Regions from separate parts of the Mus musculus genome. Here region 1 is linked to region 2. A link is a loop called in an ENCODE intact Hi-C map of the cell type or tissue named here. Cell type or tissue: left cerebral cortex. All regions are shown on one strand. Links, peaks and the distances in the headings refer to the core of each region. The heading gives the core; the rest is flanking DNA.

Evidence for each region. A loop is a pair of places that touch in the nucleus more often than their neighbours do. Peaks named below come from ENCODE experiments on the same cell type or tissue, not always from the same donor. Only the 100,000 strongest peaks of a DNase experiment are listed, where the experiment ranks them.
Region 1: a loop joins it to region 2, with 2.3 times the contacts of the local background. A loop is called at or near these places in 4 of 42 quality-filtered maps.

Annotation. Positions count from the first base shown.
Region 1 is chr1:163,356,021-163,370,847 of GRCm38, reverse strand. No RefSeq gene overlaps it. Among named protein-coding and RNA genes, the nearest start is that of Gm24940, 39 kb to the left of the region's middle. In left cerebral cortex, for the core only: no CTCF peak of the experiment used is centred there; a DNase peak (open chromatin) is centred at 8,485.
Region 2 is chr1:163,303,831-163,318,657 of GRCm38, reverse strand. It overlaps Prrx1 (paired related homeobox 1), which reads left to right and starts at 5,008. Exons shown (of 4, transcript NM_011127.2): 1 at 5,008-6,263. The coding sequence starts at 6,023. In left cerebral cortex, for the core only: a CTCF peak has its summit at 6,551; DNase peaks (open chromatin) are centred at 5,372, 6,301 and 6,585; H3K4me3 peaks cover 2,382 bases; H3K27ac peaks cover 1,578 bases.

The DNA.
Region 1 (14,827 bases), core at 7,038-9,537, 50 kb before region 2:
GGCAATTAAGTCCAAGGGCATTAATACAGATTGCACTGTATCTGTGGTTCTGGAGCCTTAGATACTGTGTGTGGTATGAGCAGTATGGCTGCAATGTGCCTGTTTTCTCTACTCTGATGGTAGAAGACAGATACTCCCTGGCACGTGAGTATCAACTGAGAAGGAGACCTGATGCCAGCCGCAAAGCAAGAGGCTGTCCATCCCTAAGCCACCAAGCCAGGCTGGGTTGGCAGGTAATGACAAAGCACCAAAAGACCCCTGAGACCCTCGGGAGAGCCCTAGTTTAGAAGTAGAACAGGCAGGAGCACCTCTGCCCCACCCCACCCCCCATCTCCTTCTCTTCCTTGAGTCTCCTGATCAGCTGCAACTCTGTGGCTCAGCACAAGCCTTGTTACTTTGAAATTTGCTACATGGAAAGACTCTGCTAAATTCTGACACAGTGTAAGGTATTAGTTATGAAACCACATACTCATATCCTTTCTGAGAGCTGAAGCAGTAAAAATAAACGGTTTAATAATCTTTCTAAAAGACCCGCTACATGCTTCAAAATTAAGCACCTGACATCTTTTATCACAACCAAAATAACACAATGAACATTGCTAGCAGAAAACTCCTTTCAATTTTCAAAACTCCTTAGATTCTATCAGAGAGGAAAATGGATGTCTAAATGTAAATAAACTGAAGTGAAACCAGTTCACCCTGTAAAGTGTGGCTGTTTAGTTCTTACCATGGACGAGAAAGCAGGTTTTGTTTATTTAGACCTTTTAAAGGTTGTTTTACCGCTACGATTCTTAAGCTTGCCATGGTTACAGGCCAAGCCATTTTCAGTATAACTTGCTGATGGGCTAAGAAAGGCTTGATTTCAGTCTAATGTTGGGGGAAAGGAGCTTTCCTGTTCCATATTTAAAAATCAAGATTATCTCCCAGCTAAGGAAGATAATGAAGGCTGAGTGTGGTAGAACTGACTATCATCCTTGTAGTGAGGGATTCTGGGGCAGGGAGGTGCATTGTAGGCCAGCGTTAACTGCATGCCAAACCAAAGCCAATAGACAGACAGACAGACAGACAGACAGACAGACAGAGGAAGGAATAGGGGATGGGGAGGTGAGAGGAGAAAGGTGGGGAGATGAGAGCCAGAGGGAGGGGGAGACGAAGAGGAGAGACAGGGGTAAGGAGAAAATTGCCAATATCAGAAGGCCCGGTGCTTTTTCAGGACATTCCTCCCTCAATGTTGTCCTTTGACTTCTGAAATGAGATGTTTTGTTTCATTTCTGTTTTGTTTTGGTTGGTTTTGAGGTGTTTTTTGTTTTGTTTTGTTTTAAATTCAGAGTATTCACTATTAGTATTTGGTTTATGATATTTGGCCTGCAGTGATGGTTAAGTTAGATTAACTGATGCTGGGAATGGGAGACCCCAAAAGCTCGCTGGGCAAAGGAAGCAGGGAGAGGGAGTAGCAAGAATAAAGACAGTGTTGATGATTGCTGTGCACTTTGGGATTCCAAACAGGACCTCCAGACTGAGTAGTCAGAAATGAATGTGTATCGTTTGAAACCTGGACATTTTGAGGTTTAAAAGGTAAAACCATTTCTCCTAATTTTCTTTTTAAGAAACTGACTTCTTTCTATTCAATATGGACAAAATAACAAAAATATTCCTCCTTCAGTCATCACGGTAATTTAATAATATACGTTGGTGTGTCATAGACTGTATATGATGGTGATACATAACAAAATGGTCAAGAAAGCAAGACTTCCCAATGGGAAAGCAGCTTGTTGGTATTTGTGCAAACTATTTTTGACTTGGGTTTATATTTTTAAAAAGGGGATTTGGCAAAATAACTCAATACTTCTGCATTTCTCCTATCTGTCCTATCCAAATCCTCCTTGTCTTAAACTGACTTCAGAGAAAATTGGCAGAACATTTAATGATGTCCCTAAAATTGATACATAAGGAGGGTAGAACTAGCCTTTCTAGAGAAGCCCTCCGGCCTCCATTCCTAGTGCACTAACAGTAGGCGATGAAGGATGCTACAGAAGCTGAGTTAGCATGGAAACAGGATGGAGGCAGAAAGAGGCTGGAGCCTACGACATTTTTCTGATGATGCAGTAGTCTGAAATGCCAGCCCTCTTCAGGGGATAAAACAGCTTCCAATAGGAAAACATCTCCCTCCACAGATGAAACTCCAGGACAGTTGCATATCTCTTACTGCTTGATTTTCTTAAGTTATCTTTAGTCATAAAGAAAGATTATTATCTAGTAAGAGAGGACAGTGAACCTAAGAGTTAAGACATCCACACACATGATCCTTTACAATATTGTTTCCATCTTCCTGATTTTGCCTGGTTCTCCAAATCAGGAATAAGGAAAGGATGGGCTTAGAAAGGTAGTATTTGGTATATATTGTCAAAGCTCCTACAAGAGCCATCAGAACAGATTCTACATCCTCTTTGTGATGAGTGCTATGGTACATGGTGTGCTGGGACCTTTATCCCTCAGGACTGTGTTACCTTTTGGGAAGCATTGGCTGTTGATGGGTCACTGGCAATTCTGATAATCACTTTAAGTGTGACATGGTTACAGAGCAAGACATTTGCATTATAACTTGCTGATAGTCTGAGAAAGGCTTGGTTTCAGTCTAATGTTGGGAGAAAGGGGGGGGTTCCCTGTTCCATATGTACAAATAAAAATTATCTTCCAACTAAAGAAACTATCAAGGCTGAACTGATAACTCCCAGGCTTACTGTGGACTGAAAAAGAGTATTTTTGCCAAAAATAGTTTCTTTTGGTGGTGAGGGGGGGTGGGGGGACAGAAAGAAGCCAGACGATAGTTATGAGTATATAAATGATTTCTCCTTACCCCAAGTTGGGAAAAAACCTGGAGCCAGACCTCGCCCACAGCATGTGGAGGAGAGAGTCATTGGTGACTGGCGCTCCTCCCTGGACTCCACCCAGTGCTCCTTTCTGACCCACCCTTCCGTTGCTTTCCTCCGGCATCCTCACCAGTAAACTTTTGTAAGCATGTCTGTGTTTCAGAGTCTACTTTTGTCAAAACCTGATGTATGAGAGCCGTCTATGATCTGGGGCACACATGAAAATATTAGCAAGAAGGGAAACATGGCCCAAAACCCAGCAATATAAATGTCAGAATACAGCAAAACAACCAAGCAGAATAAAAACATACTTTTCAGTATGATGTTTAGCATTCCACAGAGGGTATCTAGATGTGTGGTTAAAGCTCATGTACCATAGGCCTTGCTCCTTTTAGTACTAAAATAAGTGCTGAGTCTTTCTCACATGTCCCATACCCATCCTCCTCTATAATACATTTAAAGATATTTTTTTTAAAGCTTTAGAGAAAAGTGACTTATTCCTGGCCACCCAGTTATTAGGGGTCAGTGCCAAATATGAGATACTTTAAAATACAGTCAAGTTAAAGTCTAAATTTAACTTGATTTCATTTTTTAAAAATGTTTTAATGGCATATACCACGCGCAAGGGGAGTAGTTAAATCAGAAATACTTGGTTCTAACCAAGTTTCAGCATTCCTGAAATAACTATTGTCTTTCACAAAAAGGGACGCTTGATATAAATATAAACTTGATTTCTCCTATGCAATAACTGCCTTGATTCCGCTGTTTGTTTGTTTATTTGTTTGTTTGTTTGTTTAGGCAGGCTGTATCCATTTACTTGAAATGACAATAATTCACACAGCTTTAATCAATGCAAACCAAAGTTGGTTCAGTGGTTAAGAGCATTTACTGTTCTTTCAGAGGACCTGAGTTCAGTTCCCAGTACCTGTGTGGAGGCTTACAACTGTCTGTAACTCCAAATCCAGGGGACTTAGTGCCCTCTAATGACCCCCAGGCCACAAGGCTTGCATGTGATACACGTGCAGACAAAGCTTGCTTACACACAAAATAAAAGTAAAACGTTTTGAAAATCAATTAATTTTCTTCATAGTAATATGATAATGTAATTTGTGATAGTATAAATTTGAATTTCAGTGCAGTCCTGTGATGTGATGTTTCTTTCAAAGGATCAACTTTTAGGAGCTTGGCTTATAAATGGATCTCTAAGCCTGAAAGGAGATTCAGTTGTAGGAAAAGAAAAGCTTGATGCTTGGGATCTACTGTCTGCATCCTCCTCATAACCAGGGTCCTCCACAGCCAGCTGGAGGACCATGCACGGCCTTTTGTTTCCTATTCTGGATTAGCATCGCTGCATTTCGTGGAGAGGGAAAAGGACATTCCAACTATAACACGCTGGCTGTGTGGAGGCTGCGTGGTTATGTAACACCATATTTTTTAATACAACTGACAGTCTGTCTTGAGATTTAAGTGTTTTTTGACAGTTTTTATGCACCTGTTAATTCAAAGCTCTTAACATATGCCAGTTAAAAAGAGCCAGGCACTAAAACATCTAGCATGAGAGGCTAAATACGACTCAACTGCAGTCTCAGGCAGGCAGGCTGACAGAAACAATTCCTTCCTTCAGGATGGAAATCAGCTGGAGTCTCCTGAACCAATCCTACGACGGTGGAGTAAGGCGTAATGTCTCTTGATTTCTTAAGGAACAGATATCAAAGTCTTCAGCAGCATTTTTCACTCTGGACAGTCTTCTGCTCTTTTCAGATGGAGAACACGGAATCTGGAAAGATGTGTGTGCCCGCTGTGAGTACTCACGGTGTTACTGATGCAAGCTTAGACCCGACTCCATTTAAGACAACTCTGTCCCACACCCACCCTCCATTCCCTTCTATGTATAAATAGCAAAGCGGAGAGCAAATGATTATTTTTTAAAAAATGTTGACGTTATAGTTTTCGTGGAATAGAGCAATGCCTTCACTTACAGTACAAACAGTGCTCTAACAGCATAATTAGCTCTCATTAACTTTCAACAAGATTAATTAAGGGACACTCTGTTGAAAACCAGTTACACACCAAGAAGGAGGTGCTCTGTCCATTTATGCAAAGCAACCTATAGTGAAAGTCACAGATCTGGATATAGCAGCTCCCAGGGCCTGTGCTTTGGTTCTTCTGTGAGCCTACCTGAGGATAGAAACAGAACTATCTTCCTGTTGGAAGATTTGAGATAAGTTCTTGCCCAATAGAAATATAACACAGGGTCGCACAGGGAAGCCACAAAGGTCATGAAAGGATTTTGATTGCCACATTTAAATGAGTAAAAATAAACACGTCAAAAGAATTTTAATAGTGTGCTTACTTCACATCGGAACTACCAGAAATGTTAACAAAATGTTGCCCTTTTGCTAGATAATGCATAAATGAGGTATTTTACATTCTTCCGGGCTGCAATCTAGAGTATATTTTGCATACCTCCGCATAGAAGACACCCGATATAGCCAGGTATAGCAAGTGTAGTCTGAGTATGTTTTTGTTTTGTGTTGGAAACAGGGTCTCACTGTGTAATTCTGGCTGGCCTCAATCTTCCCGCCTCAGTGTGAATGCAGTTCTATAGATCATCTTGAAAATATGCTGACAAAAGTAACACTTAATGACCATGGAGAATCTCACCAACACCTGACAGTGGCAGGAACCCTGGAGAGAATCCAGAAGCCCCCACCCCCCACCTTATGACTATAACAATTTTGTTCAAAAGTTCCTTTTAGCTTTGTTATAATGGTTATCTGATTCAAAGAATTGGAAGAAAAAAAACTGCATCAACTTGTAGAATGAATTACCTAGATAGAAAAGTGACTTTTATATTATCTAAGCATCTAGCAGTGTTTCAGTGACTCTGAGGTCCCAGGGGCTTCTGTTCTTTCTGATCAGGAGCTCAAGACAATATGCACAGTTCCTAAGCTTTCAGTCAAATCGACCTGGGTTTGAGTTTCACACTTATGCTTTATGTCACAACAATTTTTATTTTACTACTGAGTACCCATTGCCTCATCTTGAAGCATGTTATTTCATACAATCATTAGGAGAAACAAACAAAACAAATACATTTAAGTACAGCTGGCAATAAAATGTTATAAGAATATATCATTGTTGTTGCTAAAGCACCAAAAACCATCTGGATATTTGGTGTTAGGGGTGAATGTAAGAGTTTATTTAGCATTTAAGATACCATTTGTCATATCTCCTACAACTTGTACAATTACACTATTATCTGAGTTATGCAGTTATATCAGGACCAGGCCAGCAGTTATTAGAAAATTACTGACTAGGTTCTAAAAAGATCTGCAACAAAATGATACACTGGAAAAATAATTATTGTTGGTCATTGGAGAAAGAAAAAAAACCCTTTTATTGAATATTGACTATGCTTTTGTTTCAATGTGCCTGGAAAATTTTATATCTGATTAAAAAAAATCTCTTGATATGGCATTCATCTAGGCATAAGAAAGTTGTGATATAGGAAGGTCAGGGTCACATGGGTGATACATACTGTATGACTCTGAAGCTGCCCAACTTTAAAGCTCCTCAGCTTTAGAGCACACCACTTCTGCTACATGGAAATGACTGGATTTGACCTTATCACTAGTCTGGAAATTTCAACCATTAGCAGGGACTGATGGAGTAGCTCAACCAATCAACCAAAACCAACAAACACCCAGCAAACATTGTGGCTGCTTGACTTTGGTTGGAGGGTGTGCCCTCCAATTCCCAGTAGACACTGGCCAAAAGGATAAGCAAGCTTCACCATTAGGAGGCATGTGTCTTGTCTTGCAACCCACTTGAGCTTTGTCATCTTACAATGCCACCAAAAACTGCAGCCTTCCAGGGGGACTCAATTCTGTTGTAAAAAAAAACAAACAAAAGAAAAACCCCCTGCACACACCCCATTCTAGAATGGAGATGCACTCGTGTACTCAATGAAATATGTATTTGACAAGTCTTCTCTCAAAGACACTGAGAAGCTACACAAGTGTTCTCAAATCAAGAATAGCAGCTACCCTAGGCATGGGAGACATCTAACTACTCTCTGATCCAGAGTGACTTTCCTCTTGTGTTTCTCAGGGCACAATTCAGTTAAGGTTTTTTGTTTGTTTTGTTGTTTTATTTTACTGGGTACAGAAGGGAGACTAGAACAGAACCACACCAAGTAGATTGCTCCCCTTTAACGACCATCACTGTCAGTCTGATGACTTGACAGCGTGAGCACTTTGAAAATGTGTCTGTTGTCGAAGGAAGTCTGGCTGCTGGGCATCTGTGTGTCATCAAGCCTGCTTCTTGTTACCTCCTGGAAAGAGGTCCAAATACAAATCGCCACTCTGATGACCTGGCTTTCTGAGTAGCTGAAATCTCCCAGTGCTTTGATAAGAAGACAAGGGGAAGCAATCCAGTCCAAACTGCATTTATATACCTTATCTGAAGGTATTCAGTTTATTTCAAAATGTTTCTGAGCATTTGCCTAGCATGTATGGTGTTCTGGACTCAGATAAATCATTCCATAAATATGTGTGTGTGTGTGTGTGAGTGTGTGTATATGTATGTATATGTATATATGTGACTCTGTGTGTGTGTGTGTGTGTATATATATATATGTGTGTATATGTATATGTATACATATGTATACATATACATACATATATATATATATGATATAGGTTTATGTATGTGTACACACACACACACTCACACACACACACACACACACACACACACACACACACAGAGTCCTGTGTCTCCCATGTTTCCTGTGTCCTCTCATTCCAGAAGTACTCCTTTCATAAATTGTGTATAATTGCTCCTGCTATCTAAAAATGACAGTGGAAAATTACATCCCAGTGGTGGGTTTTCTCTTTGGGTAGCAACAGTTTACACAGTTCCACAGATGATTTGAGTGTGTTCAGCCTTCATTTACAAAGTAGAAAAAGTTCAACAGAGCCCATGAGGACAGCATTAAAAAGAATCCCTATAGACAAGCACTTCAGACACTCATTACCACACAAGCCATCAGTGGATTAACTCTAACAAGCCAAATGCTTGCAGAGGCCACAGGCTGCTTAGATGCAAATAATGCAAATAATAATATGCAAATAATTCAGAATCAAAACTGGCCTTGGCCTTGGCCCTGGCCACAGGCTGACTTCTATCCAGCTACTTTTATTGCTTTCACAATGGACTGCGTTAAAAGGCACAGTGGTCCCCTATCTCTTCAAAATGGAGTGTTCGGAAACTAGATACAAAGTCATTAGACATTTGAAGTTTTAGCATTTCATTTGTCTAGAACCCCTAGGAAATGATCTAGAAGAAAGTGATTTTTTTTTTCACAGTAGTAAGTTAGGAAAGGCAGAATTTGAGGGTGTGTTTTCCATTATTTTAATGAAGAAAACCAACGCATCTTTTTTCAGGAAGAAGTTGCAAAATAAGGCTCCAGAAATAAAAACTACGTGCATACATCCACAGTAATCTCTGAGCCGGATGCCAAGCCCCGCCCTGAGGCCATGTGAATTTTTCTCTTGTGCGTTTGTCAGCCTGAGTCCAAGTCATCTTATTCTTGCCCCACTTCTGTCTGGTTTTGGTTAGTTGCTTCTTGGCATTGCTTCCGCTGGAGCTGAGGGCGTCTGCTCTTTTCTTCTTCCCCGCTCTCATCCCTCTTCTTTTTCTTTTCATTCCTTTCAAAATTTCTCTTTTGGTGTTCTTCCTCTAGATTCCCATAATGACTCAGGGTGGGGGTGGGGGGGGAGAAGGAGGCAAAATGAGATTAAACAGCCTCCCACGCCCACACTGTCCCTCCCCATCAGATATTCACCCAAAATGTAAAGAGCAGGCTTCAAGGAACAGCCTCAGATGGTTCTGGAGTGCAAATGTACACTTGCCTGGTCCACTCCTCTGCAAGAAGCCATAAGCTCTCTCCCCCAGCCTTTGCTCAAAAAACGGATCCTACTCCGGCCTGACACCCCTGCACTGCCATTTTGTGTGAAGGGTTTCCATCAGGACAATCCTTCTGCTTTGCTTTTAAAAATTAGCAATTTGAAATCCAGAGAGTCGGTTATTGTATCCATTTATTTTTAGAACGTGCTTTTATTGGAATGTTCAAGTTGTGGAAAATCACGTGACCACAGATAGACCTAAAAAGAAGAGATGTTTCCCCGCCCTGAATTTAAGCAAACAAGTTTTGTACATATATGGAATATGTTCTAAAGATCACTGCACCGTTATCTTCATCTTTTTTTTTTTTTTTTTTTTTTAAACTGGGCTTTTGCTATGGATTGCATCTGGAGTAGTTTCCGCCAATGAGTGATCAGCCTTTGGAAGGGCCACTTAACAACAGAACGCACATGCTTCGGATTAGCATGTGTGTGTGGGTGTGTGGCAAAGTCATTCCCCCTAATAAATTGACAGTTAGTTAAACTTGAATCAGCCTTACAGTTTAATGGTACAGTAGAAACGGAACTGTTTCTAGCTCACACACATTCTTTTTTTTGGAAGAACTACAGGGAGCCCCCCCCCCTCTTTTCAGATAACACTTCAAGTGAGAGATTCTTTCCTCTCTCCCTATGGGCTAGGCCAGAGTTTTCTCAGAGCTACGGAAACAGCCTTTTGCTGGTGGTATGTGTAAGATTTATAAGCAAAACCAACATCTCCACTGTGTATAAAAATTTCTAAAACTGTTATGGGGCTTGTAAGATGTACTCCTGTGATTGGGTAGCTTGCCTGATAGATGTCTTATGATTCACTCCTAGTTCTCACCCTACTGACCAGCCCCCCACCCCACCCCCAAAAACCCACCTAAAAGTTCTCAGCGACTAAATGGAATTAACACACACAAGTGCAAAGACTGATGGGAGAGAAAATCCTCTCTAGCGTCTAAGATGAGAGTTGTGAACTGGAATTACTTGGCTCAGCTACTTGCAGGAAAAAAAAAAATGTCCAAGCCTTCTTTTGAGTTGAAGTCTGGGGAATGTCACCCTAAATCGCTTCACAGTCATTCCACTGAGGACTCTGAAATGTCCCGTATCACACCACTGACAGGCAGGCAAGCTCAGCAGAGACGATCAGAGCTGAGGGCTGTGTCTATAAGATACCTAACACGGGATAAAAGGTGAACTCTTTAGGACATGCTTCAGTTTTCAGACATTTAAAGACTTGTAAAGAGCAACAGTTCAGAGAGCTATGCATTTATCCATTTAATTAGAATATTTGCCATTTTTTGATGGCTTTGTAATGCCTTTTCTCTCAGGAAAAAAACAAGTCGGATAAATAATAGCTGTTGCTGGGCATTGGGTTTTTCTTTTTCTTTTTCTTTTCTTTCTTTCTCCCTTCCTTCCTTCCTTTCTTTGGGCTGAATGTCTCTTTCTTTTGACTTTCATTTGCAAGTTTTAAAGTAATAAAGTTTTTAAAAATGCACAAAATGTATTGTTAAATCATGTTGTAATAATGTGTCCTCAGTGTAATATAGTAATACGTGTATGGACACACACTTAAAAACCACCAACAAAAACCCAGTTAGGCCAGATTTCCTCTTCTGACTTGAGTTATTTGATATATTATTTCAGAATCACTCATCAGTAAGGCAAATAGCTCCTTCAAGAATAAAACTATAAAAATATACAATTTCTCTTTGTGGATCTAAATAATTTTCCTCCTGTTAGTTGAGATACTGCAACTGTGGTTTTAGTTATGTGCAGAGTAAAGGCAATGTTCTGGTCCAGAATGGTCTCTCTGTTGTCTTAGTAACCACGTAGATGCTACAGAATAGTTAGTTAATGGATTCACAAAAGAGAGTCCAGCTTTAATGTCCAAATTATAATTAACATTTTAGCAGAAAAAATTTTTATCCAAAAATGTTATTAATGATCTTAAGTGAATTAGTCTAAAATCTAAGGTGATGAGGATAAATATTTTGTGTTTAGTAGTTTAATTCATTTAGCAAGGGAGTTATCTTGATTTATATTAATTAAGAAATGGAGGGTTGAGGAAATGTATTTACAATGGAGAACAACACATGGTTGATGTTTTTAAATGGATTTTTAATGACTTCTGAAATGTTTTCTAAATTGTGGGAAAGAAATGTTTAAACTGTTTGATGGAAGTTGATTTTTAAAGGTACATAGTATACTTCACATAGACCTTTCCTTTGAGCCTAACACCCTCAGAAACACTCCTGCTATGAGATCTGTTCATAAACTGCAGACCCACAGAGACAGACTTGTCATACCCAATCTTCTTGTTGAAGAAGTTCATTTTGCTGGCACAAGTCCCCTTGTTCTCTTAGTGTGTGTGTGTCCGTGCATGCGTGTGTATGCGTGTGTGTGTGTGTGTGTGTGTGTGTGTGTGTGAATACTTTGTAGATTATACATATGCTAGGTAACATTCATTTCTAAGATATTAAATGTAATTTTAGCCATTCTTAGGTTGTAAACTATCAGTATTTCAAGTCAGGGCTTTTAAATTTTCTGTACAAAGAACTATGCATGTGTAAATAAAATTGGGATGATATAGAAATATCAAGTTATAAATCACAACATTTGCAAAAGACACTTGAAATGGGCATTGAGAAACCAAACAGTCAAATAACAATGGAAAACCTTTGAACTTGCCCAGATTAGTATAAGGTTCTCAGACCCAAGTTTCATGTTTTCATTTTAATAGCAGTAAGCTACTTTGTTTATGTACATTCACTTTAAAACTCGATTTAAAAAGCATGGCACACATCGTATTTACGCACATGTTTACCACATATTTAAAGACAGATTCTAATGAGGCATGGCTATAAATACATAAAGGTCTGCGTGTCAACACTATTCCATTATAGAAAATATTTTCCTTCCTCCACTTCATTTCTAAAAATATGGAATGTTTGGAGAGGGCAGAGAGTGAAAGAGAAGTGCGTTGAATACTGTATACAGACATTGAAGGCAATTAATTGGCTTTCTTTCTTTCCCTATTTCTCCGTTAAGAACAAAAATAAATACATTGGTGTAGTGGTTAAACTACACAAAGCGCCAAGATGTAGGACAGGGCATTTCTACAGCATAGGGGTACTGTTCCCTCGGCCCTCCTCCACTATGAAATTCTCAGAACATTTGCTGGGTAAAATCAACTTTTGAAAGCCTAGTTGTCAAAACCTCAACATTTAGAGCTGCAAATTAAAGTGATTGCAAACAAAATATTTTTATAGGGGGGAAAAACATATACAGTCAAAAGTCAGAAAGAAGGGAGAGAGGGAGGGAAGGAGGGATGAAGAAAGGAAAGGGGGAGAGAGAGAGAGAGAGAATATGCTTGGGGGAGAAAAGAAAAGAGGAGAGAAGGGGAGAGAGAAGATAGAGTATATATAAAAGCAAAAAAAGCAAGTTTAAAGAATCTGATAAAACAATCAGATATAAACTTAAAATATGGAAGCAGAGTAAACATTACAGATGATGGCCTCAGCGAACCCCAATTCTGCAGGCTTTAGGCTGCCACACGAAGCATATTTTTCAAGAAAATTGGTTGCAGCCGTTGCGCCTTCCAGATTGTAGTGGCAGTGTGCAGAGACGACGCAGGTCTGAGTGATTCTCCCAAGAGCTGTGCTCTCTACCTTTGCAGGACTGGCTGGTTCCTCCTCCTAACCATATGGAATCCATCTCACTCAAGGACCTAGCCTGCTGGAGGGGTTTGGGGGGAAGCTAGGGGCTGCTGCTGGCATGCCACAGGAAAGTTTTATTTCCAATTGATTGGTTACAAATCAGATAAATATCGCTTCTAATGAAAGCAGCTTTGAACCACTGGAAATGTTATCTATAGGAGTCTGGGGTTTATCAGAAGTCAAATGTAGCTTTAATCACATCAACATGCTAATTACAGGCAAACAATAAAAGCTTTAAGAAATGATTGTGTGGGTTTTATTGCTATTGACAGTCGCTGGGGTATATTTATTTCGGGAGGTAATTGTCTGAAGACTTTCTCCAGAAAGACTTGTTTGTATAATTAAGCGCATGTTGGGCAAGCTTATCTGCCCATCGGCTTCTGCAAGTTATAGCTCCCTCAGAACACAGGAGCAATTACATGAGGAGACTCAGGGAGACGGCTTTTCAGTAGTTCATCCGTGAGGGCTAAAAAGTTAAATTAAATTAAAAGTGCTAATGTTCTCTGAAAGCACAGAATGTATTAGAATGAGAAATCAGGTTAGTTGCCAGAAGTTAACTAATAAAGCAATAAAGGTAAATAGAACGTTCCATGGTCAGTAATGTAAGAATATGGAAAAAATCTAAACCAGCTCAAACAGTTTCATTTCAGTGGACACCATCGGGGAGTGGGAGAGGAGGGAATTTTCTTCTTGGTGTATACAAGATCATTTAACAGGGTTGCACAACCCAAATCTGAAAATGTATATGAAGAGGAGACAAAATAGAAAACCGGGATACAGTGCACAGCTATGTATGTGGCAGCCTCTCTGGGTCTTTTGCTTTATTGTGGGTTTAGTTTTGTAACTCTCATAAATGGCCTTTAAGAGTTTCTAAAGCTAAGTGTGGTGGCTGTAATCCCAGCACTTGGGAGGGTGAGCCATGGGTGGGGGGAAGGGGAGGAGGGGATTGCTTGAGTTTGCTACCAGCCTGGGCTACATAGTGAGTTCCAGGCTATCTTCAGAAAATAATTGGGGTCCTAAAAGTTTGATAGGACCATCACTGGGCAATACTTGAATTCCTTTTCCATCCAAATAAACAGCACAGAGGAAATGGCTGTGCTTTGGGCATTGTTTTTAAATGTCCACTTAAATGCTGAAATCTATATCTGTATCTATAGATATAGTTATAGATATATGATTTTTTTCTATTTGGCTGCATTTTGATTGGACCAGAGAAAGAAAGGCCAACCTTTCAAACTATAAACTATTTTTTTTTTGTGTGCCATAAAGGATCATTGAACTGAAAAAAAAAAAACGTGGGGAACCCAATTTTTAAAAAACAATATACTGAAAGGTGTTGAACTGGATTTAATTCTTTCCATTCACAAATATTGGCCTCTGTTCAGTTTCCATTTAATTCAAACCAATTAAAAATGTGGCAAATCCTTGATCAATTTTTTTTTAACCTTTAAACAGGGTCAGTATTGAAGTTGTTGTCACATTTTAATGGGTTCAGGCTCAGTTTATTCAAGAGACAATCACGTTTGCTTTTAAAAGCCCTATAAAACCCAAGAGCTTTTAACCTTTTGGATGCATTAATAAAATGCTAATGACATCATAGCCAAGACCACATTTGGAGGTCTCCAAAACTCCAAATGACTGTTGTGGAAAGAAAACAGAATTTTAATCAAATGATCCGTTATTTTAATGGCCACTTACAAAACAGGAGATTTATTGAGAGGCATAAAGTTTGTTTGCACGAATGAAGGCAAAGCTCTTAAGAATTACCTTCCCCTGGATTTTCCCTCCCAGTGTTTTTTTGCAACATAATACTACTAAATATTTGTGAATTGTGACTCAAGTCTACAGTCTTATTTCTCACCGAATATAAAAGGAAGGCTAGGGAGAGAGAAAAAACTGGTGCCAATTTGTCTGCCCAGACTCTGATTTTTGGATAGAGATTCTTTTTTTTTTTTTCCAGAGAAGGATTTGGTGGGAATGTTTCTCCCTTCAGGGTGAGATATCTGATATCCATCCTGAGACCAGTCATAAGGCCATACTTTCAAGCAAAACTGTGCAAGCGGGGGTAAGGGGGCGGGGGGAATGTTAAGTCTTTGGGTAAAATTCTCATGTAATTTACAGCAGATCTCTACCAGTTTCCGCTGGGCAATTAAGGCTCTTTTTACCATTTCTGATTGCAAAACACTTTGGCTTTTTTTTTTAAGTTATTTCTGATAATTTGAGAACCTTCAAAAAAAAACTGCCCCCTCCCCCAATTCTTCTTCCTTCCCTTTGAACCTCTGTTCCC
Region 2 (14,827 bases), core at 5,166-7,665:
GGAAACTGCATTAGGAATATATTGTGTGAGAGAAGAATAAAATAAAAAGGAAGTGATGGATTTTAGATGTGTCAGTAAATAAGTGCTGTTTGGGATATTGCTCAGTAGTAAGATGTACAAAAGAGGGAGAAGCAGGAGGAACAGGATAGCAAGGATAGTTTGGGCAAACAAGTAGCAGTTAGCCTATGAGTGTGTATGAAATTGAAGAACAACCGGTTTATTATGAAGGGCAGTTAAAGACAATGGGCATAGCTCCGGAAAACATCAGTATTCAAAAGGGAAGGAATTTCTCTATGAACACCAAGGGAAGTTTGACTAAAACTATTCCTATGGTATAAGCAGCTCCTTAATGACTTGAATAGATATAGTGAAAGTATATAGTATAGACCTATACTAGGTCCCTGAATTTACTGACCTCACATCCTTTAGTAGAACAGACCATTATCAATTCACTGATAGGAAGTGTGCCTTAGTCTTTAGTTTCTTTTATTACTGCAAAGTTTTAAAACCTTACAATAGAAATATTGGACAGAGTTGGGGTTAAGTAGGGAACATCCACTTTGTGTGTGTGTGTGTGTGTGTGTGTGTGTGTGTGTGTGGACAGGAGGAATTTTCCTAGTTTGCCACTTAGGATTACAGGAAACAGAATTGGAAATACACAATAGGGTCTAGCATAAAAGCTCCATAGAAATATTAAGGTATGGGCACCCTGCAGAATCCAGAGAACGCTTCCTTTCACCCCTGGTTTCTCTATTAATGACTATGTACCAGATTGTCAGCCATGATCAGGAAAGCACTTCCACCCCTGACATGGCGTGTTGTTTGCATGAGGGTAATACCGTGTTCTTTATGTATCAGGGAACCTGTGTTTGTCATGTGTGATTATCATGTCAGCAAATTAAGATGTCAGAGAGCACAAGTCTCGGCTTCTCGCTCAGAGGGGGGGCTGCCTAGAGTGGGGGACATCCTGTTAACCAGATGAAGCAATGGTCTGCGAGCTTCTTGCACCAGGAACATCCTAGACAATAATCACTATCAAGCCTGTAGGCAGGACCACCCAATGCTACATGGCTGTCAACCAAAATTCCTTCTTACCCTAGTCTAGTCTCTTGGCAACTCTCATTCCTAGCTCTACCTTTGCTCCCACTGAGGTCAGGGTGGGAAGTCTGAAAACAAAAATGCTTTTAGAGGGGCTAGACCAGAAAGTGGGTAGAAATCCAGTGCCCAATACTGGATGGACTTACTAGGAAGAGAACTCTATAAGTTACGTCATCCAAGGTTACAGACTTTTATAAATAATGATTGATGGGTAGGAGTCAAAGTTAAAGGCAAGGGAAAGCCTACACATGTTCCAACCTTCCTCCAAGGAGGTCACTTTGGAAGACAAAATGGTGATTAAAGAAAGACAAAGGCAAACCCAAGCCACTTTCCTCTAGGACTTTCAGAGTGCTCAGGCCTGGCCAGCAGCCTTCCTTGAAGATAACTGTGTACTGGTAGCCACAGCTTCCTCTCCTGAGCATTTCTGCCAGATGGTTACTCTGTTCTGGAATTCTGAAAGTTCTTGGCTCTCCTGGTAATTGCAGCCTGAGCACTGAGCCTTGAGCCCTGAGCCCAGAGAACTAGGTTCAACTTTTTTCTCCTTGCTCTGCCCCTGCAGCCAACAATCGATCCTAGAGCCTGGACATAAAAGAGATAAGAGGCAAAAACAAACAAACAAAGCCCTCCCTGGCCCAGAGCTGAGTGTGCTTGGTAGAGCAGTAACTGTGTTGACTCCATGGGACCTGGGAACACCTTCTCCTGCCCAAGCACACAGCTCAGATGTGATGTAAATGTTCTCTGATGTAAATGTCTTACATTTCCTCCTAGGGCTATTCTACTGTCTTTAGTTGCAATCCAGAATCTCAAGAAAACACAAATGCCATATGTAAACACAATCAGGATGCAGATCCAATCCAGTTGAAATTGCAGACAGAGAGAGAGAGAGAGAGAGAGAGAGAGAGAGAGAGAGAGAGGAAGAAGAAGGAGGAGGAGGAGGAGGAGGAGGAAGAGGAGGAGGAGGAGAAGAAGAAGGAGGAGGAGGAGGAGGAGGAGGAGGGGGAGGAGGAGGAGAAGAAGAAGAAGAAGAAGAAGAAGAAGAAGAAGAAGAAGAAGAAGAAGAAGAAGAAGAAGAAGAAGAAGAAGAAGAAGAAGAAGGATGAGGAGGCGGAGGAGATGGAGCTGGAGACAGAGATGGAGACAGAGAAGAAGAGGAGGAGGAAGAGGAAGAAGAAGAAGGGAAAGGAAAGACAAGAAAAGAGCAGACCCAGAAACACCTGAAAAGGCCTGGGGTAACAAAAGTTCCTTAGGGTGTGGGTTTCCTAGAGGACTTGCTTCAGAGGGGCTTTTCCCAGTCCAGCCAATCCTTCCCCCTGACTGCAAGGGATAGTCTAAGTTTTCTGGCCAGACAAAAGGGCTTAGTGCACACAGCTGAAGCCCAGGAGACCTTCTAGGAAGAACAAAAGGTTCCAGGAGTCTTTTGAGCTAGCACAGCCTCTAAGGAATGCTAAACAAGGTTGTTAGGTAGCCTAGCCGCCTCCCTTGCCCTCCCTAGGCACCAGCAGATACAGGTTTCTGTGGAACTCCAGAGCCCCAGTTTGGAGGACTAGAGCACACTCTGTGCCCACAGATGTCAAAGGACACCTTTCTAGTATACCTCTCCTTGCTACAGGTTTCTAGAACAATGGGGGAGGGGAAGTCAGCAAGTGGCAGTAGTTGGTTTGCCTCTGACCTTTAGGAAAATACCAGACATTTGCATTTTCTATATATGCTAGATGCTATATTTGTTATTATCTAAACAAATTTGCTACACAGATGTTAGAAATGTATCTAAATGTTCCCATAGAAACCATTAATACCCAGGTTGATACTGTAGCAATTGGTTGATAGGAACATGGGTAACCAGCTGCGGTTTTTCAAAATGTGCCTGCTTCCTGGAGAAAAGGCGGAATGCAAGGAAAGGCACTTAATGATATTTCTGGGGATGGTCTCTGATCTCTTTTCCTTGACAGTCTTCTGGAGTATCAACCATACTGGCTGCAAACAGAAACAAGGATACTTCTTGGAGGCAATATCTAGGGTGCTAGAAGTCCTGATCTTTTACTCAGGATTTGGTCACAAATGGCAATCCTCACGTCTGAAAGAAAAAGGAATCCATCTGTGTAAGTAAAGATGGAGCGCATGAGCCTCCAGTCTGAGAAGATATGGGAGAGACTGATGCTGTCTGGCCTTAGGAAGAGAGAAAGGGTGTCTCCTTTCCCCTAAGGGAGCAGAGAGTTCCAGAGACACCGGTGGAAATATGCCACTTTAACCTGACCATCGAGTCGCTTCCACTCCAGGCACTTTAGGCTCTAGGAGTCTCACCGTTGGCATCTCCGAAAGCACCTCAGGATACTCAAGTCCCCACTCTGTCTGGCCCACCCACGGGCAAGTCCCCAGCGCAAGAACCAGCTCTTCTGGCTTAGATGCCCTCCGGCAGACAAACCTTCGCGGCTCAGAGCCTGAGCTGCCGAGCAGGGGCGACCAGAGCACTTTGGCGGGGCTGGGGGCTGCCGGTCGGGGGCACGGCACGAGTGGCTGGAGCGAGGCGAGGGGTGGAAAAAGGAGGGGGCGGCGGGTGGACTAATGATGAAAAAGTCTCCTCCATCCTGGCTCCTTAATTAAATGCATGGAAAGAACCGAGGCGCGCACATCTGGTTTCAATCTACAGCCCTTTGATGGCATCAAATGTTCTTTTCCCAGATCAGGGCTGGAAGTTCTGGGCTAACTATGGCCGTTTGGAGCACAGAAACCATTTATACACACTGGGACCCTTCCTTCTTTTCAATTCAATCTCATAGCTACAGGAGAAGGGGAAATCTAGCAATCAGGGGAGCGAGGGGAAACGTATGTATGTGTGTGTTTAAAGAACATAAAACGCCACAAATAAGCACATACTATTTTACTTACTGGCCATATAGTAACTCATTCCTAATGAGACTATTAAAGCTGTTACCAGATTCCAACAGGTCATGAAAACACCGTCCAGCACCGCTCTGCCCTCTGTCAAGCCTGGTCATAGACTTCGACCTTCCTCAGTCTCTGTGTTTGCCAGGGCCTCACCGAACTGGATACAGATTAGCACAGAGCCCACCCCACCCCCAGCTCCTCCTGCTCCCCCCAACTTCTTCAGCCCCAGTGTTCCTGTCTGCTCTGATCTGGGGCAGCCTCGGCTACGAGCAAGAAATTAGAACATTGGCAAAGGTAGGGGAATTATCAGGACGGACTTTCTTCTGGTTTAATGAATATGTAAATTTTCTACTGTCTGAAGCCTGGGGATTTCTGGTGGCAGCGAAAGTCTCGAATCCATTCGAAGCTGAAGACTTCTGGATCTGCCCAAGCCGTCTTTAGATCGTAGAGAGCCTCCCGTTATTATCGCTCTTGTTATTTTATTACATTATTTAATAGGCTGTCTCTACAGAGCCAAACGAGCTTTAATAGGCTTGCTCTTTTTTGCCGTTCAGTCTCAGACTCTCCCTGCGCTCTCCGCCAAAACAAAGCTGCAGGAAAAGTTACTGGGGGGCGGTGCAGCCGCAGATTTGACTGTTATAGATGTGCATCTTTTCCCTGTTCCTTTTTCTTTTTTCTTTTCCTAACAAGTTTGCCCTCAGCTGTTATCAAAACATGCAAATGAGATATTCCAAGAGGATCTCAAACAAATCCGGAGGAGTTAATGCTGAAACAAAATAATCAGCCCCGTTTTAAAGTGACTGCGGGTTTCGGGCACTTTTCTCTCTGTGATACTACTGCAAGGGAATGATAATTAGACCTTTATTTTAAAAATCCAAAGGGGCTCTCTCCTTAGCTTCCCTCCCTTTTCCCTCCCTCCCTCCTTCCTCCCTCCCTCCTCCTCTCTTGCTCCCTCCCTCTCCCTTTCTCTCTGGCTCTGATGTTGGCAAAGGGGTTTTCTTAATCAGACTGTTTTTTCGGTCCGAGGAAAAGGAGGTAGGAGATTGTGATGGAGAAAGGGGGTCTGTAAAACGTCAGGCGCCGCACAAAGGCTTTGCCACGTAATTACAGGCTCCTATTAAGTGGAGATCTGCCCTCCCAGGGGTCTCCAATTTTCTTGTATTCCCTACAAAGCCTCCTCTCCATGCCAGCCTGTGCCTTTTGAAGTGCCAGAGAGCTTCTTGATCCAACTGAGAAGGGAAAAGGAGCTCCGCACGGAGAAGGGGGAGAGAGCGGAGGGAAGGGGGACCGCCACCCTTCTGCAGACTCTTGAAGCCCCGCTTCTTTATTTCTTATTTTTTTTTCCTCCTTACGAAGAGTAAAGTGAGAATCCTGCTCTCTAATACATCTGCAAGACATCACTCTCCTGAAATTCTAGTCACTCCCGAGAATCCACAGGAGTGCAGAGAGGGGGAACGCGCTTTCTTGAAGACATTTTAAAGCTGGAACAAGCCTTCTTCTGTTGGCGCTTGAACTCTTGCCGGGGGAATAACTTTTTTTAACCTCTTTCTCTAATTTTTTTAAAGCCACTTTGATTCTTCTCTCCACCCCTTCTTCTCTCTTCTGTTTGCCTAACTCCCCCGCCCCGCTGGCCTCCCCTTTCCTCGCTCCCCCTTATTATTATTTTTAGTGTCTGCGAGTGGACGCTTTTTAAGAGTTGAAAGGGATATTTTTTTTCTTTTTGATCTAAGCATAGGTTGTTTGTTTTGTTTTTATTTTTGAACTTTTTGGTGTGGATTATCTCTCTGGACCGCGCTGGACTTGGCTTTAGCGAAGTAACCGAGGCTGCAGGGAAAGTTACTTGTCCCGAAAGTTCTACACTTCAGAAGGGGTCCCACCCTCTGTTTCTCTCTCTCTCTCTCTCTCTCTCTCTCTCTCTCTCTCTCTCTCCACTCCCCCCTCTTTCTTCCCCACTCGGCTCCTCTCCCCCCTCACGCCCACAGCGTTTGGTGTTGATTCGAGCGGGAAGAGGGGGGTGGGTGGGATTGGAGGGGAGACCATGACCTCCAGCTACGGGCACGTTCTGGAGCGGCAACCGGCGCTGGGCGGCCGCTTGGACAGCCCGGGCAACCTCGACACCCTGCAGGCGAAAAAGAACTTCTCCGTCAGTCACCTGCTAGACCTGGAGGAGGCCGGGGACATGGTGGCGGCACAAGCAGACGAAAGTGTGGGCGAGGCGGGCCGGAGCCTGCTGGAGTCACCGGGACTGACCAGTGGCAGCGACACCCCTCAGCAGGACAGTGAGTGAGGGCGCGTGCTCCGGGGAGTGTGCGCTGGGGACACAGGGTGGAGGCCCGGGGAGGGCGGCGGGAGCGTGTTCCAGGCTTCGGTTTCGGGGAGACAAGGCGTTAAGAAGTTAGGAGTCCTGGGAAAAGTGGCTGGTTGCTGATCGCAGAAAGACCGATGAGAAAAAGAGGGCTCCCCCAATGCTGTAAGCCAAGCGGGCGCTGGAGAGAGACCCGGAGGCCCAGGGACGCTGGGAGGCCAGGGGATCCCATGCAGGGATTCTGCGGCCACCACTGTCTCCAGCCGCCAGGGCTGCATCTCCAGTTCGGGCGGAGCGGCGGTCAGAAATCCCGCAGGCAGGCGGGGCGTCCACGCCAGGGTAGGAGCGGTCCGGTCCGGCCAGAGCGCAGGCTACACAGCCACCTCGGTTAGAGAAAACAGGGAACAAAGATGCAGGGCAGGCTTGGGAGCGCGTCTTCCCTGGGGTTGAAGGGAAAGCACTGTGCTCAGAGGAACCTGGAAGACAGGACTAAGGTCGCATACCCTCTGTGCATATGACCCAAGCCTGGAAAAGACTAAGGGCAGCGCGGGAACACACAATTCTTGTCGCCCAGGCTTGCTCTCTGACCTCTGCTGTCATCTCTACCTTGTTTAAGATAGAGCTAAAAACCCACCTATTAAGTTAAACCTTGATGAAGCTAGGAGAATTTTCGTTAGAAGCAAAATCCAGAGACTGCCTGGCTTGGTCTAACACCATATTTGCATAGGGGAATCGCGGGTTGCAGGCCCAAGTTCCTGTGCAGCACGGCCTGTTGGCCCCTAGACCTCCAGAAAAGTCTATGAACAAGCTGCCTTCCCCAGCCTTAGTCACATCTCAGTTATTAACTTCACCTTTACAAAAAGACTGACTGCAAGTGTATATCGTGGTCTCTTAGTATATAACACACTTGTCACCTGGGCTCATTCTCTAGTCAGATGTACAGAGAAGTTGCAAAAGTCTGGACCCGGCAGAACATTCTAAAATGACCTCTTTCCTTATCATTATGTGCTGATCGCTCCTTTAGAGCTCCGAAGGCCCTCTGCCATTCTGCGATTCTCTCAAGGCACTGTCCCTCTTAGATTACCAAATAATTTTTAAGGCACTCAAAACAAACTGGCATCAGAGCCAGCTGGAAAGGGTTCCTGGGCACAGTGGGGGGAACCAAGCTCACAGAAGCCACAGGAGAGCCCTATGTGATCAGGGCAGTGGCTCCTAGTTCTGCAGTCTGCTAGGATTGAAGTAGTTCAGATGGCAGTATCTTGGGGACAGTCAACGCTGGATTGGGCTCACTGAGCACCACATGAGCTGGATAAAGAGATATGAACTAGCCATTTGAATTATATATATATATACCAGTCTAAACCACACCCAGGAAGAATCAGTGTCCCCAAAGCCTGGGTAAGGGCTAGGTTCCGAGCTATAGTTATTCTGTGTAGAGTTTGAGGGAGGCTGATCCTGGTATACATGCCAGCATCACACGGATACAGTATCTGAAGCTCTAATAAAATGGACTACAAAATACTATGAGTATTTTCACTGGGGCAAAATATAAAACAATATCTAGGAAGATAGTACCTGGAACTCTGTGATTCTATCAAGACAGTTTCTACACGGCTCATTGTTGATCTCAAAAGTTATCACTATTTGAAGAGCTAATGTTAGAACTTTATACTACCACCACCACCACAACCCATAAACGATGCCAAGAGAAAACAAGTATTGCAGAAACTGCTGTGTTGAAGACCAGGGTGGTCAGAAAAGAGAGGGTAATACTGCTCTTTGCTCCACAAAAGGCTGGTACATAGGAAAAGCAGGACCAAGACTGGCCTCAGCAAGCCAGAACCCCAGGGTGGCAGTCGACTTTAGAAACCGTGCTGGGCTAGAAAGGGACAGAACCCCTGTACTGTTTTTATTGGTTCATCTGGATTTTGTTTTGTTTGTTCTTTAAGGAAAGGCTAGAAGGGAGCTCCGGGATGGTCATGGTCTTCCACTGAGTATAGAAAAAGCCAGGTAAAGGAAGCCACTGAGGAGCTGATTTGGAGCGGCTGTACGGAAGCTGGTTGACACTAGAATCACCAAGGTCACAGCACATATATAAATCCCCTGACCGATTTTAAGGTTTCCAGAAAGGGGGGTCAGAGGACCTATTGTCCCCCAGAAAAGGGGACAAGATCTCATGAATCTGCAGCGAACTCTGCACCAGCTCATATTTGTAGTGACTAGAGAGGCCAATGGAGAGAGGACCCAGGGAGGTAATCAGGCTTGCCTAGGTAAAGGATACACCAAACAGGACAGTCACCAGTCAACTTAAAATGCTGGATGAGGTGAGGAGTATCAGTGAGCAGCACTTAGAATTTAGAAAGAAGTCAGGGAGACATACACACACCCACACGGGGCTGACTGTCTTTGCCTTTCTGGGGGAGATGGGCTTCGGGTTTATACTAAGAAGCTATTGCTTTTGGAAGCGGATTTTTTCTTAACCTTCCCCTTCTCCACAGGGGGTGATAGATAACAGGAGACTCTTATCTCAAATCAAGCAGCTCCCTAGATAGATACCCTTCCTTACTCTTGAGCACCAGGTAGAACGCAGAGGCAGTTGGGACCTGTGACAGGTTGTCACCCTCTGTTTCCCAGCCTGTAGCAGACATCAGAGCTCAGATTAGAGACAGGGAAGAGGGGAGTCTGCAAAAGAGGAGAGCTGCTGTGGGAGATTTGGCTGTAAGGGATTTAGGGGTCACAGTAGGGGTCACAGGGGATGGAGAAGTTCACAGCCAGTCAGGTGCTCAGAGTGAGAAAAGAAAATACCTTTCAAAGAGATGGGAAACAATGAACAGCTGCCTTAGTCTTCCAGCTATATGGAAAGTTGGCCTCTCGATCTATCTAGAGGAAATTAGCATTAAGGTTCGACTCATGCCCTCAATAATAGCCTTAATTTTGTGAAACTTTGCATTTTAACCTGGTCAATTGTTATCAAAAGTTAAGAGCCCTTACTGTCCTCTCCCACTTTAAGTCAGTAATCTTGCCCTTTCATTCCTCCTTCTGGTCAGGGGCAGACCCCCACTCTATTTTCTTCTCTGTGGAAGGACTGCTTTTATTATTGTTTCTCCCAGCCCTGTATATTTCTCTGGAAATTTTTGGTTCATTTAACACTGTTAAAAATCTACGGCTAATGTAAAGGAGGAACGACTGCGAGTGTGTGAACGCCGGTGATGGCAGAGAAGGATTGAGTAGCAGGGAAAGGAAGAAGTCATAAAAACAGGCAGACCTATTCTTGGGGCGAACAGTTCATCTCGCTGTCAACTTCTTAATTTCAACTTCTGCAAACTCTTAAAAAAAAAAAAAACACGCCTGCCTTCCACGTTCCCAACCTCTAAATTAGTGAAACCAGATTGTCCTAATAAGACCTTTTGTTGAAAACACATGTAGTCATAAAAAGGTAGACGGAAAGTCAATTAGACACGCGCGCGCGCGCGCGCACGCACACATTCACCAGCCGGCGCTAAGTGTGCACCCGGGCACAGCTGGGCCCCGGGCCGTGGTGGATGCAAATGGGGAACAACAGCGGCGCGGGAAATCGATTTGTCACAAAGGCAGAGGTGTAAACGCAGGCCAAGGATCGCCCTCCTGAGCCACCAGCCACACTCTCCCTGGCCCAGCTTCCCAATTTCTCTAAGCCAGAGGAGAAAAGAACCTTCTCTAGGGCGCTCCCCAGTTGGAATCTGCATCAAAATAATATCAATTCCCTCTCTCCCAGTTGTGGCTCCTTTCACAATAATTATGGCGCCACAAGTGTCTTTGGCAGCACCACCCTAGGGTTTGTGCCCCATGCTGGTACTCTGAATTTGAATTCAGGCCTCAAGGATCTTAATTCAAGACAAAGATCATAAAACAAGTCCTCTTAAGGGTGGCCTGGAAATTTCTCTCTTCACAGGAGCAAGGGATAAAAATCCAGGAGCAAAGGAGTTCCCCAGTCCTGAAGTGTATCTCAAAGGCGGGTGGTGACCTGCTTATTTTGCTTATTTTACGTACTGGGACAGAGAGGATCATGGGTGCGTCCTCTTAAAATTTTTAGAGAAAAAGACAATTTAGTAACTTCGAAAGTTTGGGGACCAAGGATGTCTTGGGGTTTGAAATATCAGGGAATTGCACCCAGAAGAGCCAAGGACTTGGGCTGACCAGACTCCTTGAGGCTCATTCTCCTATTCCATGAAACCCTTCTGAGACCCTGTAGCTTCCTAGCCTTAGATTTTGCTCTGTGCGGATGAACTTTCTTAACTCAAGTCACAGTGCTGGGTAGCAAAAAACAGGCCCGCAGCAGATCACACCAATGTCAGTAGTTCCTTTGTCTTCCCATCATTCTTGATTTAACAGCAGGGATGTATAAATCATCCCCAAACCAACAAATGCCACCCCTCAGGCCCCCTGCGAAAGCAGCGAGTGCTTTTCTATTACAGGGGCGGACTCCCAAGGCTGAGTTTCTAAAGAGTTTCCGCCTGGGAGCCCTATGCTCTAAATGGCGGCTATAGATTCTCAACTATGACCTATGACGGTCTCTAGACCAATTGGATGTTTTATTTTAAAGAATTTACAATCCTCTCCCTATGCGGTGTTTATCGGGATTCACTGACACGTAGTGAGCAGAATCTCCGCCTAGACAAAGCAGGCAAAAACTCTGGGACTGCGGGTACCCAGTTGTTTCAAACTTCTGTGCCTGTGGGTCTTGCACTGTGACCCCAGGGAACCTTCAGTTTAAGGCTCCATCCTCTTTGTATGCTGTGGAATGTTCATTTTATTAACTCTGTAGAAGAGCCACATGAGGAACCACTTTGAAAATGGAAAGGGGTATTTATAGAAAAGGAGATGGGTTTTGCATTGTGTTGGGAGTGGGCAGAAAGAGATTTTCAGGCGGACAGTATCCCCCCTCCCCCAATAAAAAGTAAAATATGGATCTCAGAAGACTCTATCCAGTCTTGGATAGAGCAACATTTAATTTTAAAAAAAATGATTATTTTTGTTGTTGTTGTTAAATGTCCTTATGGCCATTTGTGGGCTAACAATTAGAGAATTACTTATAGGCAGAGCATCACTAAATGGTGAGCCATGCCTTGTCCCATTTCCTTGATCTACTCTGATGCTATGAGATGCCACCTTCCATGGGTTTCCTACTTTTTCTCTCCCTCTTTATCAAGAAAAAGATCTGTGTGCCTTTCGTAATGGTATTGATCCACAAGAATTTGGATTCTTGGGGAAAAACAAAACTTAGAGCCCTAAAGTAAATAATCTCAAATAGTAGTGAAAATATCAGCAAAGCCGCATGGGCTCCTTTGTGCAAAGTGCAGCTTCTGGTTAAGCCAGGATAGGTGTAGGTACCAGAGAAAGGAAGCAGGACTGGCAGGGACGCTTCTGAGTTAGCAAGTTTAGTTTTACAGAACGATGTCTCTACTGGAGACTGAATATTAGCAGGTTCTTAGCATCAATAGATCCGAGTTCTCAAAGAAGTATTTGTGTAGACCTCTGTGACATACTGACTTTAAAAGTAATAGTATTTTATTGGCTTGAAATCACTTAATTAAAAAAAAAATCTAAAGCTGATTCCAGAGGGTTACAACCTTGGTTGCTTATAGGAGTGAAATAATCTCTACCTGTGATGACTTAGCGGCTGCTTATGAAAGAAACAGAAATCGTGTCAACAAATAAAACAGTAACCTTTTAGAGGAGCCCAAAGACAGTCAAAACTTATAATTTCATCATTTCTGGAGTTCTCGAATGAGGGACAGAGGGCTGAGTTGTGGCCACATAAATTCTTGGATCCTGAGTGCCTAAAACCCTTTTCCGTATTGCAGAGTAAGGAAGGCTCGGGCCCTGAGGACGCCAGTCTCCTTTTTATGATCATTGGTTACACCAGGCTCAGCATCAAATGAAGAATCCACTTGGAATGTGCATGAGAAATGAGAAGTAGTAGTGTTCTGGGGTGTGTGTGTGTGTGTGTGTGTGTGTGTGCGTGCTTTAGGTAAAGAGGAACTAACTGAACAAAGATTTTTTAATTTTAAAACATAGCTATCAGTGTCTTTGGTTTTCACTGCTTTTGTCTGTGCCCAGGCAAAGATACAAACCAGCCTCCTCCACCTCTACCGGCTTCCTCCTAGTCCAAAAATCCCTGCCTTTTGCAAGGCAGGACCACCAGCCTAGCCTGACTGGTTCCTGCTTGCCTTTTCTTTCCAATAGGGGGTGCAGTTCTCCAGGACTGAGGCTGGGAAGTAGTCTGCTTTTAAAATAAATAAAAAAATAAATAAATAAATAAATAAATAAATAAATACTGCCCTTAGCTGGGAGACACAAGCTGTAGGACTCTTCTGTGTAAATGGCAAAACATAGAAAATCCCCACAGCATGAAGACATTGCCACAAGACTGGCCCTTCAGTTATAGCTGTTAGAACTGGCCCCTAGGTTCTATGGAGGGGGCATGCTGATGTGTGTGTGTGTGTGTGTGTGTGTGTGTGTGTGTGTGTGTGTGTGTGTGTGTGTAGATTTGGCTGGTATTAGCAAGATATATTTCAAGCTGCAATAGAAACCCTTAGAATACCTGTAAGTCTTTAAATAGGACAGGAAGTCTGGCACCCTGGAATGGAGGGTAACCCTCTTTCCTCAAAGGAAAGCAGTTAACTGCCCAAATACTTGTGAGATACTGAAGTTTGAACACTTGATATCGCTTCCAATCCCTGCTTCAGGGACTTGAAGATAAATTCTTAACCCCCTCTGTAAATTTCACAGTTCTTTTCATTTTCTTCTTACTCAGTGGTGGTGGGAAGAAGACAGCACAATGGCTGAATGAGAATACTGTTGTCTCGGTGTAGATGCAGCGAATACTGTTGTCTCGGTGTAGATGACAGCGAATACTGTTGTCTCGGTGTAGATGACAGCGAATACAGACGTTTCCAGATAATCTGACCTGAGACGCTCAGTAGAAGCTGGAGCAGGAGGCTAGAGCTGTGAGGGAGATTATTTTCCCACAATCCTGTGTCAGAGAGTGTGAACATTGATCCCATTCAGCTACTTTCTCCTTATTACTCACTGCATTATATTTTAAAGGACCTCACAGCCCCAGAAGGAGGTGTAGTTATAAATAAGCATGAGAAACAGATGGGTGCTCTCTCAGCTAGGTTCATACAAGGAAGCCAAGTCTTTTCAAAGGAGACTCAGAAAGACAACTTCAAGGCCAACTCAATCAAAACCTGTGCCAATCAGCTTGAATACGGGCAAAGTGTAGGGCCTGGCCAGCAGTAGGTACAATCAGAGAACCACTTTTTCTCATGTTTACAGGCAATCGCTTTATACTAATCCGGTGCCAGTCTGCCAAAGGCTTGGTAGGATTGGCTTGGGCCTGGTGGGTGGGGAGAGAGTCAGGTTCCAGCAACCTGCCCTTTTTACTTTTTGTTCTTTGTGTCTCTGCCTCAACAAATTTAGTGCTAGAACTTAAAACAACCCTTAAATATTATGTTCTGGAATCTTCTGAAAGAGAGGGGTGAGTGCTGAGCTCCAGTATCTATACCATGCCAGATTTTACCTGTATTCTTCCTCTTTGCTAATCCACTTCATTATTTCACTTTTGACTTGGGGGTTCTTGAGACGGGGGTCTCAACCATGTAGTCCTGAGTATCTGGGAACTCATGACACAGATGAGAATAGCTTTGGACTTACAATGGTACTCCTGTCTCCCGACTCCTATATGTTAAAATCACAGCGGTGTACTACAGCACCTGTCCTCTCTCCCAGTTAGCAACCCACTGGTTGTTGTTGTTGTTGTTTTTTTTTTTTTTTTTTTTTTTTTTTTTTTTTTTTTTTTTTTTTTGAGTTGTTTCTTGTGTCTGTTCCTTCTCGGGATAACTGATGAGCTCACGGAACTCAAGGTCCTAATGGAAAATATACCATGGATTCTAAATCTTTGCTCATTGTCATTCCCATGCACCGCCACTAATCTAGAGCAGAAAGTGGCAGTAAATAATGATCGGCATCCCAACTCTCTAATCCACTTTCTATTGGCGTTTCTTCCACAGATACTGCCATAGCTCGTCGCAGCTGCAACACAGAGACGGTTGTCAACTGGTGGTGCTTAGTAAGCACTTTCAGTCAAAAGTTTTCACCATCTAGTGACAGTACTAAGCACTCTAGTCTCTCTTCCCAATTTCTGCTTCTTGCCCAGGTCTATACTGTCCATAGCCATTTATATATTATTATTCCCCGCTCATAGCTAGACAACTCTATTGAAGTCACAGATCTATGTATGCAGTCACCTACTTGATATTTCTGTTCCAGTGTCACAGAGGTGCTTTGGCCACAGAGATAACAACGTGCGGAGCTCCCATCCTTTGATCCTCAGATTTCCCTATTTTCCTAGGGGCCAACACGTGGCAGAAGTGAAACATCCACCCGCAACTCTCCTTCTCTTATGCCCTTGCAGGCTTCATCTTTAATTCCCTTCCAGTTTACCTTTAAAAATCTACCTAAACCCCTCCTCTTTAAAATCCCTAGTCCATCAAC